2 separate regions of the Homo sapiens genome follow, and region 2 is linked to region 1. Evidence: read pairs that join two places in POLR2A ChIA-PET (ENCODE). Cell type or tissue: OCI-LY7. All regions are shown on one strand. Each heading gives the region's core, and the rest is flanking DNA. Links, peaks and the distances in the headings are about the cores only. Region 1 overlaps FMNL3 (formin like 3). Region 2 overlaps LINC02395 (long intergenic non-protein coding RNA 2395).

What was found. Peaks named below come from ENCODE experiments on the same cell type or tissue, not always from the same donor. Only the 100,000 strongest peaks of a DNase experiment are listed, where the experiment ranks them.
Region 2: POLR2A ChIA-PET joins it to region 1 with 5 read pairs; 2 of 35 experiments call an interaction of 5 or more read pairs at or near these places.

What each region holds. Positions count from the first base shown.
Region 1 is chr12:49,699,132-49,704,507 of GRCh38, reverse strand. All of the region lies in intron 1 of FMNL3 (formin like 3), which reads left to right. Among named protein-coding and RNA genes, the nearest start is that of FMNL3, 5.6 kb to the left of the region's middle. RefSeq lists enhancers at 393-482, 503-592, 4,941-4,990, 5,231-5,290, 5,311-5,376. In OCI-LY7, for the core only: no CTCF peak of the experiment used is centred there; DNase peaks (open chromatin) are centred at 697 and 2,277; H3K4me3 peaks cover 2,213 bases; H3K27ac peaks cover 3,108 bases.
Region 2 is chr12:49,915,979-49,921,354 of GRCh38, reverse strand. The region is part of intron 1 of LINC02395 (long intergenic non-protein coding RNA 2395); the gene reads right to left. Among named protein-coding and RNA genes, the nearest start is that of LINC02395, 6.7 kb to the right of the region's middle. In OCI-LY7, for the core only: no CTCF peak of the experiment used is centred there; no DNase peak of the experiment used is centred there.

The DNA of each region.
Region 1 (5,376 bases), core at 73-5,072:
AACTCCTGACCTCAGGTGATCCACCCGCCTTGGCCTCCCAAAGTGCTGGGATTACAGGCATGAGCCACTGTGCCTGGCCAGATTAGCTTATTTTTGTTGATGGTGTGAAACAGTCAGATAAACTGTTCCTTTCTCACCTTTTTCTTTCCTAGATTGTCAGCTTCATTATAATTGGTTAGGTTTTTTGAAAAAGCTATTTGGGAGGTTTGTTGAGGTGACATAGTGGTGTCCTGGTTAAGCTTATGGACTTTGAAGTCAGAGTGGATTCAACTGTTTCATCCATAGTCTTTGGTTAGAAGAGTGTTTGACCTCAAGCAAGTTACTTAATCTGATTCCCAGTCTTCTCTTATACATGGGGATAATAATAGCATTTGCCACATGAGGTTGTTGTGTGGATTTAATGAAATTGGAAGTCAAATACTTAGCAGAGTCTGGCATCTACTATATGCTTAGTAAATGGTAGCTTTTAAGTTTGTACCTCTCAGCAGTGACTCAGATCTGAGATCACTTGTGTTCCGAAAAAGGGGTTTTAAAGTTTAGAAATCTGATAAAACCAATTACCCTGTTGTGTATATCCAGTCTCGGAATATGGCTGCTGCTGTAAGCTGGAGGGCTTCCTTAGCCCCAAGTGTGTCTGTGGAAAACCCCCTGAAGAGTATCCTCGCTGGGGAAGTTGTATCAGTGCTGAGTCAAGACCACAGGCTCCCAGCCTTCTGTTCTAGACACATGATCTGTCAGCCAAAGTTGAAGAGCTTGAGATGAGGGCTATGAGAAGATTTGATGAGAACATTGATTCCAAGAATCCTAACCCAGCCCAGTGCCTTAATTCAGGGCTTCCCTACTAGTGTGCTGCAGATGGATCACAGATGTGCTGGAATACTGATCCCCTTATTCCTAGGGGCAGCTAAAGTTCCCAGTCAGTCCCCTCTGGATGGGATCAGCTTCTACCCCATGTACTGTAGAAACAGTAATATTTTCTAGGTGTGCCTCGATGGGAAAAAGGTTGTGAAGCTGCTGTGTTACACTGCTTCTTGGCATCCTTCCTTACCCCCTATCTGAGTAGCACTTCCCATTCTGTTGGGTATTGAGAAGTTTGGGGTTGGGGCAATTAATGGAGCTCCTCTTTATGAATACCAGAATGAGAGCCAATCTCTGGTCTGATACAGTCCCAGTGTGTTTTGGTCCAAACTAGATTACTACCCAAACTCAGTTGCTCAGAAGCTAGTATTCTGGCCAGTACTGGACTTTCCATAGAGAGGGGAGGCAGAGGGCTCTAAGGTCTTTGAAAGGATAGCTGTCTGTCTTTGTTGTGATTGTACTCTGATTTTTCTCTTTGTTGATTTACTACAGACTTGACATGGAGTCTAAAAGTTCTGATGCCAGAAAAAGCCCTGTATATCCCTTAGGAGGAGGCTTTCAGGGCATAAGGGTAGGGTTGTGTGACAGGAGCTATCCCTGCTGCAGTTTCTCCTCTCACATTTCCCTGGTGATGACTGACAACTTGGGGGTTTTTCTGTAAGTGTAGCATTGATGTGGGAGCTAAGCTGGCCTGGGTGCTAGTTGTCTAAGAGGCTTTGAGGGGCCTCCTTTGACACAGAAATGGGCTGGGAAAAACTTGGACTAAATATCAGGTTCCAAATCACCATGGTGGAAATTTTTTTCCCAGCCCTCAGGATTGTGGTGAATTAGTTCAGGCTAGAATAGAACTTGGGAGGGGGCAGGGAAAGGGCCTTTCACAGCAGCTGGTCAGAGGAACCTTCTTCTTGTTCAGAGACCCCACAGAGAAGACCCTAGACCACAGAGAGGAGTCTTATTCCCTTGACCTTCTGATATGACCCTGCCTTAGTCTGGGGGAAGCCTGTGTGTGGTGGGGAAGGGACTGATGGAGTGGACTCTGTCATTTGGGAATGTTTTCATTGCCCAGAGGGAGATTCAGCGTTTTTTTGTTTTGTTTTGTTTTGTTTTCCTCTTAAAGTAATACTTATTCTCTAAAGAAAGTATGGGACAATTCAGAAAGAAGAAAAGACTAAAGATTTAGGTTAAAGAAAAACATCCATATTTTCTCTAGTTTCTTTACCAAATGCAAATATTTTCTTAGTTCCTTTACCAAATGCAGCTGATGTGCTTTAAAACCTTTATATTTTTTTCTCTGCATAGAGTTTTATACAATGTTTTGATATTTGATTTATTTATTTAAGACAGAGTCTCGCTCTGTCACCCATGGTGGAGTGCAGTGACATGATCATGGCTCACTGCACCTCACTGCAGCTTTGAACTCCCAGGCTTGAGTGATCCTCCTGCCTCAGCCTCCTGAGTAGCTAGACCACAGGCGTGCGCCACCATGCCTGGCTAATTTTTTCATTTTTTGTAGAGATGGGGTCTTGCTTTGTTGCCCACATTGGTTTCAAACTCCTAGGCTCAAGTGATTCTCCCACCTCAGTCACCCAAAGTATTGGGATTTTAGGCATGAGCCACCATGCCCTGCCAGTATATATGTTTTTTATCCAGTTTTTTTGTTTGTTTTTTGCTTTTGTTATTTCATTAGTTTTCCCAGGCTAGTAATTGTAAGTGGTTTGTTTTTGTTTTTGAGACAGTCTTACTCTGTCACCCAGGCTGGAATGCAGTGGTACAATCTCTGCTCACTGCAACCTCTGCCTCCTGGGTTCAAGCGATTCTCCTGCCTCGCCTCCCAAATAGCTGGGATGACAGGCGCCTGCCACCACGCCTGGCTAATTTTTGTGTTTTTAGTAGAGACGGGGTTTCACCATGTGTTGGCCAGGCTGGTCTCGAACCCCTGGCCTCAAGTGATCTGCCCACCTCGGCCTCCCAAAGTGCTGGGATTACAGGCAAGAGCCACCAAGCCTGGCCTGTAAACATTTAAATGCTTGTACGATGGTCCATCAAGTGAAGGTACCTTTGTTTGCTTACCCATACACCTTTTCTTAGATATTTAGGTTTTTTGCTTCTGTTTGTCATCATAAACAATGCTGTGATGAACATCTTGGTGTACAAAGTATTTTCAATATTTAGAGTTTTCCTTGGGATAGAAACTCAAAATAGAACTTGCTAGATTGTAGGATATAACTGTTTTTGTTTCCAAATGGTTTTTAAAAGAGGGAATAATGTATGAGAAGGTTTTTAAAAGGATGGAAGAGGATTGAGAATAGCTTCTTTTCTCCTGATTATGAAAATAATAAATATTTATTAGGTAAATTTGGAACTTACTGAAAAGTGTAAAGAAGATAATAAAACCTATAATCTCACCATCTACTATTAACACTTTGATGTACGTGTATATATATTTTTTAACAATTGGGATCATACTGTGTATATTGTTTTGTAAACTGATTTGTTCATTTACTATTTTAAGCATTTTCTCATTTGCTTATATATTATTCAGTATCATTATTTCTTTTTTTTTTTTTTTTTGAGATGGAGTCTCACTCTGTTGCCCGGGCTGGAGTGCAATGGCCCGATCTCGGCTCACTGCAACCTCCATCTCCTGGGTTCAAGCAATTCTCCTGCCTCAGCCTCCCAAGTAGCTGGGATTACAGACGCCCACCACCACGCCTGGCTAATTTTTTTGTATTTTTAGTAGAGATGGGGTTTCACCATGTTGGCCAGGCTGGTCTCAAACTTCTGACCTTAGATCTACCCACCTCGGCCTCCCAAAGTGCTGGGATTACAGGTGTGAGCCACTGCGCCCGGCCCAGTATCATGATTTCATTACTGCATAGTACTCTATAATATTTTATCACTGCCTTATGTTGCCTTTTTTTTTTTTTTTTTTTTTGAGGTGGAGTCTTGCTGTGTCGCCCAGGTTGGAGTGCAATGGTGCGATCTCGGCTCACTGTAACCTCTGCTTCCTGGGTTCAAGCAATTCTTCTGCCTCAACCTCCTGAGTAACTGGGATTACAGGTGCATGCCACCATGCCTGGCTAATTTTTGTAGTTTCATTAGAGATGGGTTTTTGCCACGTTGGCCAGGCTGATCTCAAACTCCTGACCTCACGCGACCCACCTGCCTCGGCCTCCCAAAGTTTTGGGATTATAGGCATGAGCCACTGCGTCCAGCGTATCTTACCCTTTTAAAATCTCTTTTTTTTTTTTTTTTTTTGAGACGGATTCTCACTCTGTCGCCCAGGCTGGAGTGCAGTGGCTCGATCTCGGCTCACTACAAGCTCTGCCTCCCGGGTTCACACCATTCTTCTGCCTTAGCTTCCCGAGTAGCTGGGACTACAGGCGCCCGCCACCACGCCTGGCTAATTTTTTGTGTTTTTAGTAGAGATGGGGTTTCACCATGTTAGCCAGGATGGTCTCAATCTCCTGACCTCGTGATCCACCTGCCTCGGCCTCCCAAAGTGCTGGGATTACAGGCGTGAGCACCACGCCCAGCCTAAAATCTTTTTTTTGCTGTTACAAATAACACTGTGTTGAACATCCTGTGCATAAATATTTGTGTCCATCTCTGATTATTTCCTTAGGATAAATTGCTAGAAGTGGAATTATTGGGCCAAAGGGTATATGGTTTTTAAAGGCGTTTGAGACATATATCTTCTGAAAAAGTTTTATCAGTTACCTTTTCCACTGATAGTATATGTGTCTACCTTTCTCTGTAAGCTAACCGTTACTGAGTGAATTAATGTTTTTAAAGCCTTTGCCAGTTTGATTAATTAGACATGGTATCTTGTTTTACTTTGCAGTTCTCTGAACATTTCATTTTAAGTGTTTTGGCCATCTTTTATTTGCGTTCTTTGCTCTCTGTTGGGGATTTATTATATACATATGTCTATGTAATAAATGTATACATTTCGTATAGTTTTTCATTATAAAATATTTTTCACGTATAAAAGCATATGTAACTGTTATGTAAGGTTAAAATAATAAAATGGATGCCATTGTATCCACTGTGGAGTTCTTGGAATTGCTTCCTGCCCGTTACTTTCTTCCTGCTACTTTATCTGGGATGAAAAAGCCCTTTCTCAGGACTCATTGGGTCTGTGTTCTGCAGCTGGGACAGTCCAGGTGGCAGCCACACCAGTGCTTCCTAATTCTGTCTGTGGGGAAACAACTGCTACAGCTGGTGAGAACAGGAACTGGTCTTGGTGGAAATAACTAATCTTCAGTGAAGTGAAAAAAGAAGCCAAAGTGGAGAGGAAATGAGACCACAGATCCTCCCCTGCCCCTGAGGTTGCTTGGGGAGGCTGGGCAGAGCCGGGGTCCTGGTTCTGTGGTCAACACCAAAGTATGTGCCCCAGAAGTGACTGTAGTAAGCCCATGGGACAGCAGTGTTGGCTGCCTGAAGTCAGCGTGTCATCTGGTCTGCCAGACCAGTCACTTCCATTCTGGGGAAACATTTCTCCCACGTCTCCAGACC
Region 2 (5,376 bases), core at 65-5,064, 220 kb before region 1:
CCCTGCCTACCGCCCCCCCACCCACAACTACAAGAGGATTTTGCTCTGTCACACAAGCTGGAGTGCAGTGGTAAGAACACAGCTCACTGCAGCCCTGACCTCCTGGGTTCAAGCAATCCTCCCTCCTCAGCCTCCTGAGTAGCTGGAACCACAGGCATGTGCCACCACGCCTAGCTAATTGTATTTATTTAATTTTTGGTAGAGGCGGGGGTAGAGGTGAAGGGTCTCACTACGTTGCCCAGGCTGAACTCCTGGCCTTAAGCAATCCTCCCACCTTGGCCTCCCAGCATTGATCAGCCCTTTCTGATTAATGAAACAATTAGGAGGAGAACCATAATGGCAATGGAAACAGAACTCACCAAGAACAGCTGTGTTCTTATGCAAGGGTCTGGGTCACAGCAGGTGAGGGGGGAGTCTGGGGAAGGGGAGAGACTGCAGCTGCAATAGGGGTTGCACCCCCCACACGCCAGGCTTGACTGTGCTCCATCCCTGAGGGGAAGTGCCAGGGACGGCCCTGCTCACCTTCTGGCCTGGTCTTCCCATCTATCAGGGCCTGCAGGAGGGCATCACCATCACCCTCTCTCTTCTCCACAACAACCGCTAGAGGACAGTGGGCTGTGGAGTCAGACTGCCCCGGTTCAGGTCCCTGCCGCGCCCCTTTCTAGGTGTGTAACCTTGGACAAATTGCTCAACCACCTGTGCTTCAGTTTCTTCCTCATCTCTAAAGTGGGGACAATAATAACGACTCCTGCTTCACTGAACTGATAGGAGGATTAAATTGCCATCATGTCTTTAAGACGCTGAGCACGATGCCTGGAAGACAGTAAGCACTCAGGAAATGTTAGTTATTATTAATCATTTCCTTATCGGGGGGTGGGGAAATAGAAGGAAAGAGAAGTGAAGTAACTTGACCAAAGCCATCCAGCTTGTAAGTGGTGGAGCCAGGATTCCACCCACGGGTTGTTTGCCTCCAAAGCCAGAGTTCTCTCAATTTTTCTATGTTGTCCCTTGTAATCACCCTTACTCCCTAAACTTAAGCTGGAAAAACAATTTTTAAAAAATATCCTAACTGGCTGGGCGCAATGGCTCACAGCTGTAATTCCAGCACTTTGGGAGGCCGAGGTGGGCAGATCATGAGGTCAGGAGTTCGAGACCAGCCTGGGCAACATGGTGAAACCCCGTCTCTACTAAAAATACAAAAAGTTAGCCGGGTGTGGTGGCGGGTGCCTGTAATCTCAGCTACTCGGGAGGCTGAGGCAGGAGAATTGCTTGAACCCAGGAGGCAGAGGTTGCAGTGAGCCGAGATTGCGCCATTGTACTCCAGCCTGGATGACAGAGCAAGACTCCATCTAGACAAAAAAGAAAAACAAAATACCCTAACTATAATGGCAATGTGTTGAAACATTTCAAATGTATGTAAATCCATAAGTTTATGATAAAAATTAATGATCACTTTCAGAGATGCTAGGGAACTCGCTCATTATTTTGAAAACTATAGGATTTTCAAGCCTCTAGATTTAGGGATGCAATCAAACTCCAGACTCTGGGAAATTCTACAGCAAAAATGACCTGGTTTCCTCAACAAATACATTGTAAGGGTGGAAAAAGAGAAAAAGGGGACCTATAATTTAAAAGAGACTTAAGGCCGGGCGCGGTGGCTCACGCCTGTGATCCCAGCACTTTGGGAGCCTGAGGCAGGCAGATCACATGATGTCAGGAGTTTGAGACCAACCTGGCAAACATGGTGAAACCCCGTCTCTACTAAAAACACAAAAATTAGCTGGACATGGTGGTGCACATCCGTGATCCCAGCTACTTGGGAGGCTGAGGCACAATAATTGCTTGAACCTGGGAGGCAGAGGTTGCAGTGAGCCAAGATCCCGCCACTGCACTCCAGCCTGGGTGACAGAGTGAGATCCTATCTCAAAAATAAATAAATAAATAAAAGAGCCTTAAGGCACAGTGGCTCATGCCTGTAATCCCAGTGCTTTGGGAGGCTGAGGTGGGAGGATCGCTTGAGGCCAGGAGTTTGAGACCAGCCTGGGCAACATAGCAAGACCACGTCTCTACAAAAAATGAAAAAATTAAGCCAGGCATGAAAAGAAACAAAAAAGAGAGAGAGAGGCTTAAGAAGCATTAATCATTTGCAATACAGTATATGGACTTTATCTGAATCCTAATTTGAACAATTGTGTAAATGAGAAAACTGGAGAATTGGAACAGTGACTAAGTATTTAATATTAAATTATTGTTAGTTTTTTAGGCATAATAATAGTAGTATAGCTATTTGTTAAAGTCCTCTTCTCTTAGAGACGCATCTGAAATAGTTACAGATGAGATGGTACGATGTCTGAGATTTGCTTCAAAAGAACCCAGGGGGTATGGCTGGGCTAGAGATGAAGCTCAATTGGCCGTGAGTTGGTAATCAGTGAAGTGGGGTGATGAGCGCCTGGGGTTATTATATTACTCTCTCCACTTTTATATATGTTGGAAAACTTCCATAATAAAAAGTTAAAGAAAAATCTGAATGATGTAAAACCGTTTTGTCTTTATAACTGCTTCTAGGAATTGATCCTCTTGGAACCTCATTTCCCCAACTGCAAAGGGAACTAAACTGTGTCATGGTGATCACCAATGCCCAACACTCACTAGGTGCCAGGCACTGCTCCAAGAACTTGATTTGTTTTCAGTCAATCTCTGAACCACGCTATGGGCAGGGGACTTGTACTGTGCCCATTTTGGAGGAACCCAAGGTCTAAAGAAGTTAGTGGTGGGCTGGGTGTGCCGGCTCACACCTGTAGTCCTAGCACTTTGGGAGGCCCAGGTGGGAAGATCCCTTGAGCCCATGAGTTTGAGACCAGCCTGACCCATGTAGGGAGACCCGATCTTTACAAAAAAATTAAAATAAAAATAACTAGCCAGGTGTGGCGGTGCATACTGTGGTCCCAGCTACTTGGGACGCTGAGGTAGGAGGATTGTTTGGGGCCGGTAGGTCAAGGCTGCAGTGAGCCAGGATCATGCCACTGCACTCCAGCCTGGGCAGCAAAGCAAGACCCCATCTCAAAAAAAAAAAAAAAAGTTGATTAACTTACCCAGGGTTACACACAGCAGGTGGGCAGGTGGAGGAACTCTAGAGCCCTGCTGCTTATGTTGTACAATAGGCTGCCTCTCAGAGTACAGAGCTAACCGTGCATCCATGTGAGCCACTGTGGTGTCTTTTCTGCCTTCACAGGTCCTCCCCATGCTGCCACATCCCTACCTTGCCCACTGCTGGGCCAGAAGAGGCTTGCTAAGGGTGAGGACTGTGGAAACTTGCCTGTGGTACCTCACCTTGAGTCAATGTGTGTGAGGAAGGTGCTCCTGAGAGTCGCTGACCCATGACTTAGGCAAGGGTAGGGCCCCAGCTTGAAGTGCGGGCAGAACCGGGCCAGGTGGAGGCAGCTGCATGTTTACCTCCTTCCCTGGGCTGCCTGGGCAACCTTTACCATCCTGGCCTGAGTGTGGAGAGACCCACTGAAGTTTCTCCCAGGCGTGTGTGTGTGTGTGTGTGTGTTTGTGTTTGGGGAAGGAGCAGGCTGGAGCTCCAAGGCTGCCTGCAGGAGGGAGAAGAATCTACTCCTTTGAAGGGGCTCAGAGGGGCAGGAGGCTGGATGTGATGACCCCAGGTGTCCTCACTGCCTGTTCCCAGCTGTCTCCAGCTACTGGGAAGTGCATATGTGGGTATAGAGTGTGGCCACCCCGCTCTCTGGGAGATTATAGCCTAAAGGATTTAAGGATTAAAATCTCCAAACACCCTGCACCCTGGAACCATCCAGGCAGGACTGGCACCATCTCAGCACAGTTCTTTGCTGTCTGGATTCTCTCCCCATTCTATCCCTCACTCACTCATTAATTCAGTGCATGTTTGCAAGCACTCGCTCTATGGCAGGCGCTGCGTTTGGCCCCGAGGGCGTGGCGATGAATAAAGCACGGTCTTATTTCTCCCAGGTTGCTCACAGTCTATTAACAGGGAAATATGAGAGTGGAGGAGAAAATATCTGCTCCACGCGCCCCTCTTCCCAGGAGCCTGGTCAGGCTTAGTTGTGCAGCCCCCTCACATTCCTCCTGTCTCCAGCCTGGTCTGGATTGATCCTTCTCCCACATGTCACAGTCCCTCCCATCCGAGTCTCCCCATAACATCGCCCTGTGGGTTTGCCCTCCAGAGAGTGGGGAATGGTTCAGTCTAGATCAGCATAGTTCAACAGAAAGAAAAATAACATGAGACATAAATGTGAGTTACACACATAATTTAACTTGTTTTGGGCTGGGCGTGGTGGCTCAGGCCTGTAATCCCAGAAATTTGGGAGGCTGAGGCGGGCAGGTCACGTGAGCCCAGGAGTTCGAGACCAGCCTGGGCAACATTGAGAGATCCTGCCTCTACAAAAAATACAAAAAAAAAAAAAAATTAGCTGGACATGGTGGCATGTGCCTGTAGTCCCAGCTACTCGGGAGACTGGGGTAGGAGGATCACTGGAGCCAGAGAGGTCAAAGCTGCAGTGAGCTGTGACCATGCCAGTGCACTCCAGCCCGGGTGACAGAGCAAGGCCATCTCCATAAATAAATAAATAAATAAATAAATAAATAAATAAATAAATTTTAATAGTCACATAAAAAAATATATAAAGAACAGGTAAAGTTAATTTTAATAACATTTTATTTAACCCAACATACCTAAAATGCGATCACTTCAACATGTAATCAATATAAAATTATAAATAAGATAGTTTGTATCTGCTTTTCATACTGTCTTTGAAATCCAGCGTGCATTTCACATTGATAGCACATCTCAACTTGGACTAGCTGAATATTAAGTGCTGACTAACCACACGTGGCTAGTGGCTACCACATTGGACAGAACAGATCTAGATTATCAATTCTGGGATCTGGTCCTCTTTACCTAGTTTTGGAGCTGGAAACACAACTCCATTATCCAAGCAACAGGCTCCACCTCCCCAGGAGAATTTGCCAGGAAGAAGGGAGGCTGCAGCCTTGTGTCCCTGCCCAGAACTCCAGCCTGTGGTGCCAGGCAGGAAAATGGGCTGAGGCTGGGCCAAGGGTGTGGCCCATTAACCAATCAGAGAGCTAAGAAGTAGGGGGTCTGGGAAGCTCAAGGGTCCCACCTGAGCTTCGTCCGGAAGTGAGCTCCATCACTTCTGATTTGGGTATGTAAAGAGCTTGTAGACGCCACACCCTTGCTCTGCTGTCTCCTCCATTCTGAATGCCTTTCCACCCCTTCCTTCAATTGCATTTGCCAAAATGTTATCCTTCAAAATGCTTAAGCTACAAAATTCAGTGAACAAAGAAAGAAGTGTAACACAGAGAAAAGACCAGAAGAAA